Linked DNA regions of Homo sapiens: region 2 is linked to region 1. Evidence: read pairs that join two places in POLR2A ChIA-PET (ENCODE). Cell type or tissue: OCI-LY7. All regions are shown on one strand. Each heading gives the region's core, and the rest is flanking DNA. Links, peaks and the distances in the headings are about the cores only.

Region 1 (8,412 bases), core at 2,682-5,181:
GAAGACTCTGGTGAGAAAATCTCCATAAAAGACTTCGGAAAAGATATGTGTCTTAAGGCAGAACTTGAGGAAAAGCAGGAGACTTGGCACAGAAGCCGCAGAAGGCTTTTTCCATGTGTAGGAACTTGCAAGGATGGCAGGAGGCTACAGAGAGCAGACTTGAAACCCTGTGAAAAGAAGAAATAAGCAAAGCAAGAGGATAAGCCCTGGGAGAACAGCGTGCTTCCCAGTGTCTGCCTCGTCCTGCACAGTAAGAGCCAGGTCAACTTCAGGAAATAAGCAAGGCCTCTAAAAGGAAGCACGACCAGAAAATACAGCACAACTAGGAGCATATGGAAGGGATCCAAGAAGTGGAGACCATCATTCGGTAATAGAATCTGCTTTGGAGATGAGAGAGCCTAGAAGGATGCCCAATGCCCAGGTAAATATAGATTGTTCAAAATACATTCAATTTTCAAATAAGCCACCTTGGGAATTTTTAAATTATTATTATTAATATTATTTATATATGTTATATATAAATATTATTTATTATTAATAATATTATCCATAATGGGGTACTATTCAGCCGTAAAAAAGAGATCCTGTCATTTGCAAAACATGGATGGAACTGGAGGTCATTATGTTAAGTGAAACAAGCCAGGCACAGAAAAACAAACATCACATGTTCTCACTTATTTGTGGGATCTAAAAATCAAAACAATTGAACTTATGGACATAGAGGGTAGAAGATTGGTTACTAGAGGCTGGAACAGATAGTAGGAGGTAGATGAGAAGTGGGGATGGTTAATGGGTGCAAAAAACATAAAAAGAATGAAGAAGGCCTACTATTTGGTTGCACAACAGTGTGACTATAGTCAAAAACCTACTTATACATTTAAAAATAATGAAAAGAGTGTAATTGGATTGTTTGTAACACGAAAGATAAATGCTTGAGGTGATGGACACTCCATTCTCCATGATGTGATTATTACACATTGCATGCCTGCATCAAAACATCTCATGACTCCCACAAATATATATACCTATTATGTACTCACAAGAATTTTTTAAATTTTTTAAATAAGATAATAATATCATAGTGATTATTTTAATCCTAGAAAAAATTGCTGTGTCCTCAGAATATTACATTACTTTCAAATAAAAATGGGAAATTAAATTGGGATACAGTTCTAATATTGTTCCTTATCCCTGCTCTGTCCCACTCTCCCATCTCCACACCTAGAAACATCCAAGAAGAGACCCTCTTTCTTCATCCAAAGAAGACTGAGGACTAGATTCTGTGGAATTTGAGTTTCTGACTAAAACATGGCCTGTTTTTCCTCCCCCTACAATCTAGGACCTGGCCCTCTGGGGGGTGTTTCTTTTTCTGTAACCATCTAGTTTCTCTTGCCAGTCAGACATTGTCTCATCCAGTGATAGAAACCTGTACTACTGCCGTTCAAGTCTCACACTAATCACCTGGCGTTAGCACAGATGCCACAGACCGAGGGCACAGTCCCCGTCAAGACAGCCCTCACTGGCCGGGTGCAGTGGCTCATGCCTGCAATCCCAGCACTTTGGAAGGCTGGAGCAGGAGGATTGCTTGAGCCCAGGCGTCTGAGACCAGCCTCGGCAACATAGTGAGACCCCATCTCTGAAAAAAAAATTGTTTTAATTACCCAAGCATGGTGGCACATATCTGTGGTCCCAGCTACTCAGGAGGCTGAGGTAAGAGGATCACTTGAGCATAGGTGTTCAAGACCAGCCTGCGCAACATAGCGAGACCCTATCTCTACAAAAATAAAAATTAAAAAATTAGCTGGGTTTGGTGGCTCACACCTGTAGTCTCAGCAGCCCAGGAGGCTGCAGCAGGGGGATTGCCTGAGCCTAGGAGTTGGAAGCTGCAGTGACTATGATCTTGTCACTGCACTCCAGCCTGGGCAACAGAGCAGAGATCCTGTCAAAAAAAAAAAAAAAAAAGTCACCCCTTACTGCAGAATCAGTCTCAAGTTTGGGGGTCCCAAAGCTACCTGCACTTCTGACCAACTGGCCACAAATTCGGGGTTTGCATGACTCCTTCAGTTTCAATAATTCACTAGAATGACTCAAAGTGCTGTACTTAGGATTACAGTTTTATTATAAAGGATACGAGTCAGGACCAGCATATAAATAGATGCCCAGGATGAGGTCTGGAGGGTCCTGAATGCACAGCTGCCATGCCCTCTTCCCACAGCATCAGAGCACATTACCCTCCTGGCACACTGATGTGTTTACCAACACCCAGGGGGATCATCAGGTGTCTGGAGCTTTGAATGGGTTTCATTTGGTAGGTGTGACTGACTGAATCATTGACCATGTTATAGAACTCCATCTCTAGCATCCCTCTCCAGGGGTCAGGAGGTTGGGCCTGTATTAAGTGACTCAAAGCCCCAACTCTCTAATCACAGGACTGGCTTTTCCACAAGACTGGCCCCATCCTGAGTCACCTTGTTAGCATAAACTCTGCTGTGGTCCAAGGGCCCACCATGAATAACAGATACTCTTATCACTCGGATTCAGACGCCATGTTCCCGGAACCTAAAACAAAAACTAGACACATTCTTTATTATACAACACAATGACAACAGTGGATATTCATTGTTGGTTTTCTAGATGTTAAACTCTGTGCTGAGCACTTTATATACATCTCATTTGATCCTCAGGAGATCCTGAGAACATGTGCCCAAGGTGGCCGGGTGTGGCCAACTGCTTGGTTTTACACATTTTAGGGAGGTATAAGATATCAATCAATATATGTAAGATGTACATTGGTTCAACCCAAAAAGGTGGGACAACTCAAAGGTGGGGGCATCCAGGTCTTAGGTAGATTCCTTATTTTCTTATTGGCAATTGGTTGAGTTTATCTAAAGACCTGTAATCAACAGAAGGGAGGGTCTGGGTTAAGAGAAGTGTTGTGGAAACCAAGGTTCTTGTTATGTAGATGAAGCCTCCAGGTAGCAGGCTTCAGAGGGAGTAGGTTGTAAATGTTTATTGTCAGCCTTAAAAAGGTGCTGGACTCTTAGTGAATTCTCTCCTGGGTCAGGAAAAAGACTTAGAAAGGGAAAGAGATCCTCTACTGAATGTAGATTTTCCCCAGAGACAGCTTTGCAAGGCCATTTCAAAATATGTCAAAGAAATGTATTTTGGGGTAAAATACTTTGATTTCTATCAGGGCCTACTATCTGTCATGTTGGTATCTTATTGCTACAAAGAGTCTGTTTTGGCAGTCTCAATGTCTCTGTTAATGTTAATGCTGTTGGTCAGCTATGCCTGAATTCCAAAGGGAAGAAGGTGTAATGAGGAGTGTCTGACCCCCCTTCTCATCATGGCCTGTTTCAGGTTTACTTTAGAAAGCCTTTGGCCAAGAGGAGGGGTCCATTCATTTGGTTGGGGGGCACTTAGAATTTTACTTTTGGCTTGCAAATAATACTGTGTGTTGGACACATGATTATCCCCATTTTACAGGTGACAAAACTGAGGCACAGAGAAAGGAAATAACTTCCTTGAATTCTCACGGCTGCCACAGCTGGTTAGTGGCAGAGCAGAGATTTGAACTCATATCTGTAATGTGTACTACCAAGTCCCTCCAGCCCCTCTAGAACCTACTGTAAAAAAGGAGAAACCAAGAAGATAGCCATTTTTGCTATAGAAGAACAACACAGATCTAACATGAGGACCCAGGCTTACTTAGCATTCTTGGGGGACAAAACAATCTATGTCCTGCCCTAGAGTGAAAGTATTCAGCCTTTAGAGTCAGAGGGGCTGCTTTGAATACGGGCCTTTCTAATTAGTTGAGTGGTGTTGGAGGGAGAAAAAAGTACTAAACTCTTTATAAAAATGTATAAAGATATGCAAAATCTTTATAAATTAAACAGAGACTCTGCTAACATCTACTCACAAGTTTGGTCTGAGGAATAAAGGAGATAATTTATTTGAAAGTGAAAATCACTCTTCCCGTGTAAGGCTTTTTTGCCTCACTCAACCCGTCCCTGTCCTTTCACCATCAGAATGATCTGCTCTCCACCTGATCTACTATCTATTTATTCCTTACATCTCACATGATGCCCTTAAGCCTCTCTGATTGCCTTGGATCATATTTTTGTTCCTTAGCTTGATTGTTTTTATACCGTTCACATGGACCATTACTTCAGCTTCAGGAAACACCTGCTTTGCAAAGCATTTACTAAGCACCTGACGGTGCATGCCACTGCACAAGGAGCATGGCCGAGGGGCCATGAGGAGCTGCAGCAGTGTAGTGGGAAGGGCCTGGAGCCTGGCCTCTGCAGAACTGAGTTCTGGCCCCCGTTCTGCCTCTTCCTCGCATTGTTACCTTAGGAAATACACTTAACTCTCCTGCATCTCAGGCTATCATTTGTAAAATAGCTCAATAATTGTACCTGACCTGCCCAACCCCATGGGCGGTGGGAGAGTTGTATGGGAGACTATATGTGGAATTTTTTTGAAGCTAACTATATGAGTAGAGAACTCTATGACTAGAGGGAATAATTATGTAAGACAGCATTGAAGCAGACATAGACTCCCACATACAGAGAAAAATAATTCTAGAACAACCCTATAGAAGGCGCAGACAGAAAAATAGCACAGGACGTGCAGGCAGATAAATGTGTTCAAACCACAGAGTCAGGTTCATTTTGGAAGGCAGTTGGCAGGGAGGTCTGGAGAAGAGGTGAGAGATTGTTTACAAACGTGACTGGGACTGGGAGCAGAAGCATACATAAAGCCAGTGGCAGTGTGGAAAAATCCAGTGCTAAAAAGGAGAAATGCCCATAAGTGGGTCTTGAAAATTACAATGTGATTCCCTAGGTGGCACCAACGCATTCCACAGTGACACTCAAGAAGCTCAACTCTTCTTGTCTATGGGTTTTGCCACGTTGCCCAGGATGATCTTGAACTCCTGGGCTCAAGCGATCACCCTGCCTGGGACTCCCAAAGCACTGGGATTACAGGTATGAGCCACCTTGCTGGCCAAGCTTAACTCTTGTAATGAGTATGGTTATCTGTGGCCATAAGCAATGGAAAACACCTCCATGTAAGGTGGGTGGAAGGAAATCCAAAGCTGCTTGGTGACTTCATTCAGAGGAAGGCCACATGGGTTGCTTCAACTGCATAGAATCTCCAAACACTATTTTCTGACAGGATACAGAAGAAGTAAATTGAATATCTTTCTTTCTTTAAAAAAAGAAAGAAAGAGAGAGAGAGAAAGAAAAGAAAAATTGAGGGCTTTGAGGGCTTTTGGTGACAGCTTTGAAAATAAATAAAATGTAAAAGCTTTTAAAAAACTTTAAGCTTTGAGAGAGATACGACTGTGACCTGAGTCACATAGTATGTGCTTGCAATTTCTGTTTCTTAGATTATAGAGGAACTCTCTTCTTCATTGTTCTTGTTCTGTAAATGACTAAGAGAGAACAGAGACCAGACCTCCCCTGCTTCTAATCACTGTTCTTCATTATAGATTAACTGCCACCTTTATTATCTTGTACCCAACTCAGACCAAGTGGTGCAAAAGACCCCTGACTATTACATCTGCACTGTGGAATGTTAAATATACCTTTCCCAAAAAGAAAAAAAAATTACCTTGCCAAATCGGATTATTGTAACTATGCAATAAGCCTTACATAGAAAGATAGTGAAATTCTATTAAGCTTCCCTAAACTTTGACCATATAAATGATCCCAAACTTCTATACTTTGGAACACTCACTCCCATTCTTTGGAATCTGTGCTTCATGAGTGGCTGTCCTCAAACTCTGTGCTCAAAACTAGATTCTGACCCTTTTGATTATTTTAGGTTATTTTTACTTATTTTATCTAAGTTGGTGCTAAAGTGCAAAATCTTACCTTGGCTACTTTTGTTTATTCATTTAACAAATGTTTGTTCAGTGCCTACTGTGTGTGTAATCTATGCCTTTGAGATACCCCAGTGAGCCGACAAAAATCCCTGCCCCTGTAGAGCAGGTGGATTCTCGCTGGGGAACATGGAAGAGGCAGAGAGACTGACTGCATGCAATAAACTAATCAACAAGGAAGTTAAAGAAGAAAGGAGACGTGATCAATGCTACTCAGAAAAGAAGAGGATCACCTGAAGGGAATTAGAAGTTCAGGGTGGGACAGTTGGAATTTTCAATTCTGGAGTCATCTCGAGCACGATACTTAACCTCACTAGGCCTCCTTTCCTTTTCCATAATAGGAAATGAATACCCGCCTCAGGGCCACAGCCATAATGGGACAAAGTGCTCAGTACAGCACCTGATTCAGATGAACACCCACAGAGTCACCACCGTCACTGTTACTCACCCGAGTTTTGTCCATTGGACCACTGTACACAGAGAAAAAGAAAGTTGGTAATTGTGTGGTTTACGGAGTTTAAACAACCTCTTCCACCAGAGCCACTGAGCCTAAATCTACTTTAACAAGGAGCAAAGGATATTTTGATCCACAGCAAGAGAAAAGGTTTTCAAAGCAAATACCCTTGAGATAGAAAACAAAGATTCCACTCCAGTTCATTTACTTGCAACAACAGCGGTTGGAGGAGGGTAAAACCAGGCTGAGAAGAAGAAAGAGCACAGGAGGCCCCAGGGCAAGAGGAGGAGGTGAATCCCAGCAGGGGATGGAAAGATGGGAAGAAAAGGCCAAACCATTCGCTGGCTTTCTGACTTTATTTCCAAATGCCCTGCCGGAGATGTGCTCATTAATGGTTTGTTTGAACAGGCCACGTCTACCCAATGGACCCAGACTAAAAGGAACAGGACAGAACTGAGGGAACCTCAGTTAAGGTCAAGTGCCTGCTTAGTCTCATGGACTGTACAGAGAGTAGGAGAAACAGCTTGCCTTGGAGACAGCCTAGGAGCAGAAATAATAAGGAACTAATCATCCATGCTTCGTCGGCAGTAGTAGAAAGCAAACAATTCATCAGTGGCCCCAACTATCTCTTGCCCAGACCAGTTTATGCCTTACAGAACCCCCTCATACCCCCATCAATTCAGGCTAGCATTACTTTGTTTTTGTTTTTTGAGACAGAGTCTCACTCTGTCACCCAGACTGGAGTGCAGTTGGTGCGATTCGGCTCACTGTAACCTCTGCCACCCGGGTTCAAGCGATTCTTGTGCCTCAGCCTCTCGAGTAGCTGGGATTACAGGCATGCACCGCCACACCTGGTTAATTTTTGTATTTGTAGTAGAGACGGGGTTTCACCATGTTAGCCAGGGTGGTCTCGAACCCCTGGCCTCAAGTGATCCGCCTGCCTCAGCCTCCAAAAGTGCTGGGATTACAGGCGTGAGCCACCGCACCCAGGCAGGCTAGCATTGATTTTTGTTCCAATAGCTACTTAGGCTCACTGTTAATGTGGCTTTTGTTGCTTTTTACTGGCTGTTTGCTTCTCATAAGTACCATAGAGGACTTTCTATGTGCTTGTATAATAAATCTTATAAATCCAGTCTAAAAAAATTATGTTTTTTATAGTTTGCCTTGGTAATTCCTAGGCCTGGGAGGGGGACCAGATATATCAGGTGCCCCATGAGAAACCTCTCCTGGGGCAGTACCAGGTACTAGGGAACATGATAAACAGATGCAGACTCAAAGGGTAGCTTCCCTTGTCTGTACAGTAGCTTAATGATGAAGGTGGCTGAGTGGCAGTTCTACCTGGTTCCAGGAACCTCCTCAGCTAGACTTGTTTTTGTTTCTGTTTTGAGACAGAGTCTCATTCTGTCGTCCAGACTGTAGTGCAGTGGTGTGATCTCAGCCCACTGCAACTACCATCTCCTGGGTTCAAACGATTCTCCTGCCTCAGCCTCCTGAGTAGCTGGGATTACAGGTGCCCACCAGCAAACCTGGCTAATTTTTGTATTTTTAGTAGAGACGGGGTTTCGCCATGTTGGTCAGGCTGGTCTCGAACTCCTGATCTCAAGTAATCCACTTACCTTGACTTCCCAAAGTGCTGGATTACAGGCATGAGCCACTGCGCCCGGCCTCAGCTAGATCTTTAAGGCAACGGTTCCCCACCTTTTCAAGTATGAGATGCCATTGTAACATTAGAAAACTTCATAGGTCTCATTAACAGTGCCTGTATCATTCATTTTAAAAATCCTTATTGTCAAGTGACATTTTTTTTTCTTTTGAGTCAGAGTCTCACTCTGTTGCCCAGGCCGGAGTGTACTGATGTGATCGACAAGTGACATTTTAAAATGAATGTTGTGTTTTACAGATGGCAACAGCGCCCTCACATGCTATGTACAATTCAGCCTACGGACGTACTTGGTGGCATTTCAGCGTGATGAGCCTTACAGGGGTTTTCAGACACAGACTTTACTAAGAACAACATGTGGATGGTTTTAAAAGAACTATTGGAATGAGCAGACTACAATTTTCCAACAGT
Region 2 (2,500 bases), core at 1-2,500, 260 kb before region 1:
ATTACTTTTTTCTAGGCTCTCTGGGAAGAGTTGAAACACTGGCCCTGGTCCTATTGCTGCAGCAGACCAATAATGGTGGAAAGCCATTTATACTTTTAGAATCTCAGTTTCCTCGTTTTAAAGATGGGAGTATTAGCCAGGCATGGTGGCATGTGCTTGTAATCCCAGCTACTCAGGAGGCTGAGGCAGGAAGATCACTTGAGCCCAGGAGCTCAAGGTGGCAGTGAGCCATGGCTGCACCACTGCGCTCCAGGTTGGGTCACAGAGTGAGACTCTGTCTCTTTAAAAAAAGCGGGGAAGGGGCACGGATATCTTTACCGCACGTTGCAGTGTCTTCCTAAGAACCAGTTGCCCTAATGGATATGCTTTGTGTCGTCACTTGTCGAGCTGTAAATGTTAGGCTGCTTTTTTTGTTTTACACTGATGGTGGACTTTTAAAAGTACAATTGAAGGTCTGTTATTGTTTCATTTGTCCAGGTTGAAGCAAATAATTTATGGTATTTACTCGAAAGAGTGTGTGATTGAAAGCAGACAGGCCTGGGTTTGCAGTGTGGCTTCAATTTACTAGATGTGAAGCTTTGGACACAGGTAACTAGCCTCAGTTTTGTTTTTTTGTCTATCAACTGCATAATGTGTTCCTGACAGGGTTATTGTAGGGTTAGTAATGAGGGTGAGGTGCTTAATAAACGACGCCTGTTCTGTAAATTTAGGTAAAATATGAATTATAAGAGCAGTGATTTAAATACATGCCGTTATGGTGCATTGGTCCATTTTTATACTTCTGTGAAACACTAGACTGGGTAATTTATAAAGAAAAAAGGGTTTAATGGACTCACAGTTCCACATGGCTGGGGAGGCCTCACAATCATGGTGGAAGACAAAGGAGGAGCAAAGACACATATTACATGGAGGCACGTAAGAACGTGTGCAGGGAAACTGCCGTTTATAAAACCATTAGATCTCTCTTGAGACTTACTCACTGTCACGAGCAGCAGAGGAGAAACCCGCCCCCGTGATTCAGTTACCTCCCACTGGGTCCCTCCTGTGACACGTGAGGATTATGGGAGCTACAGTTCAAGATGAGATTTGAGTGGGGACACAGCCAAACCATATCATATGATCTCTCCCTAATTTTCTTTTCTCTTTTTTTTTTGAGGTGGAGTCTCACTCCATCGCCCAGGCTGGAGTGCAGTGGCGCGATTTCCACTCACTGCAAGCTCCACCTCCCGGGTTCACGCCATTCTTCTGCCTCAGCCTCCCGAGTAGCTGGGACTACAGGTGCCCGCCACCACGCCTGGCTAATTTTTTTTATTTTTAGTAGAGACAGGGTTTCACTGTGTTAGCCAGGATGGTCTTGATCTCCTGACCTTGTGATCCGCCCGCCTCGGCCTCCCAAAGTGCTGGGATTACAGGCGTGAGCCACCGCACCCGGCCCCTAATTTTATTTGCAGTACAACTAATGTTGGTGATTATTTGTGCCAAAAAATATTGCTATTTACATCTGGTCTGCTCAATGATGTGGAGGTGTGGGTGCATCTAGCCCTTGAACAGTTTTCATAGCCTGTAACATCTGTATGAAAATGCAGCATTTAACATTAGGGTGGATGTGGGCTCTCCAGTTGCAAAGTCTGAAAGCTAGAGACATTTTATACCTGGAAGCTGTATCTTGCATCTTAGGGCTATATTGCATTTTAAAAACTTTTGTCTTAGTTGCCGATAATCCCAGGCATTAATGACTTTGGCAGGCTTTCTGGAAAGAAAAGCAATCACAAACCATTCTTTCCATGAACAGAATGGCCAGAGTCACTGTATATTTGTATGTGTGGATATACATGTACATATACATATACAGATATTGACTTAGTGTTGAACATTTAGTGATTATTGCTTGTATTGAACTGATTTGTATTAATGACTCAGTGAAACAATTAACCTCTTTACTCAGAAACAAGCATTGCGGTTAGGTTCTTTCTCAAAGTCTGATCCATTAGTTTCATGGATGGGGTGTGAATCAAACTTGACGTTGATTTTTGAAGATTCAGAACTAACTTCCCACTCTATCGAAAGAGTGACAACCACAAGGCTCATTTTAAAGCTTTCAGTCTCCAGTTGACCTCCTCTAGGAGTGGGTAGTGCAGGGGCACAGCTCCCATAGGGCGTCTTCAAAGCCTCAGTGATCAGGCATCAGTAACAACCTCCTGTTTGTGGAAGGTTTGCAGAAGGTTGTCAAGCACTGTCCTGAAAGAGCTGTGTTCTCTGGTCCCCTGAAGAGCCCAAACCACCCATTCTGTTTATGTGTGTTCAGCTGATCAGCTCCTATGCTCAGTCCAGTAACTTCCAGTTCCAGCAGATCTTCCCACAAGGACCAGGATTTACCAGGAGAGATTTCCATGGAGGAAAAAAGAAATGAAACTTGGTTACGAGTTCACAACATTTTCAGTGTTAAGATTGATCTTTCTTAAGACACATTAGGACATCTTATACTTTTAATATTTTCATC

Evidence for each region. Peaks named below come from ENCODE experiments on the same cell type or tissue, not always from the same donor. Only the 100,000 strongest peaks of a DNase experiment are listed, where the experiment ranks them.
Region 2: POLR2A ChIA-PET joins it to region 1 with 5 read pairs; 5 of 35 experiments call an interaction of 5 or more read pairs at or near these places.

What each region holds. Positions count from the first base shown.
Region 1 is chr18:8,974,390-8,982,801 of GRCh38, forward strand. No RefSeq gene overlaps it. Among named protein-coding and RNA genes, the nearest start is that of NDUFV2, 120 kb to the right of the region's middle. RefSeq lists an enhancer at 2,719-3,250. In OCI-LY7, for the core only: a CTCF peak has its summit at 4,882; DNase peaks (open chromatin) are centred at 3,662, 4,212 and 5,095; H3K4me3 peaks cover 1,012 bases; H3K27ac peaks cover 2,496 bases.
Region 2 is chr18:8,713,662-8,716,161 of GRCh38, forward strand. All of the region lies in intron 1 of MTCL1 (microtubule crosslinking factor 1), which reads left to right. Among named protein-coding and RNA genes, the nearest start is that of GACAT2, 7.3 kb to the left of the region's middle. In OCI-LY7, for the core only: no CTCF peak of the experiment used is centred there; no DNase peak of the experiment used is centred there.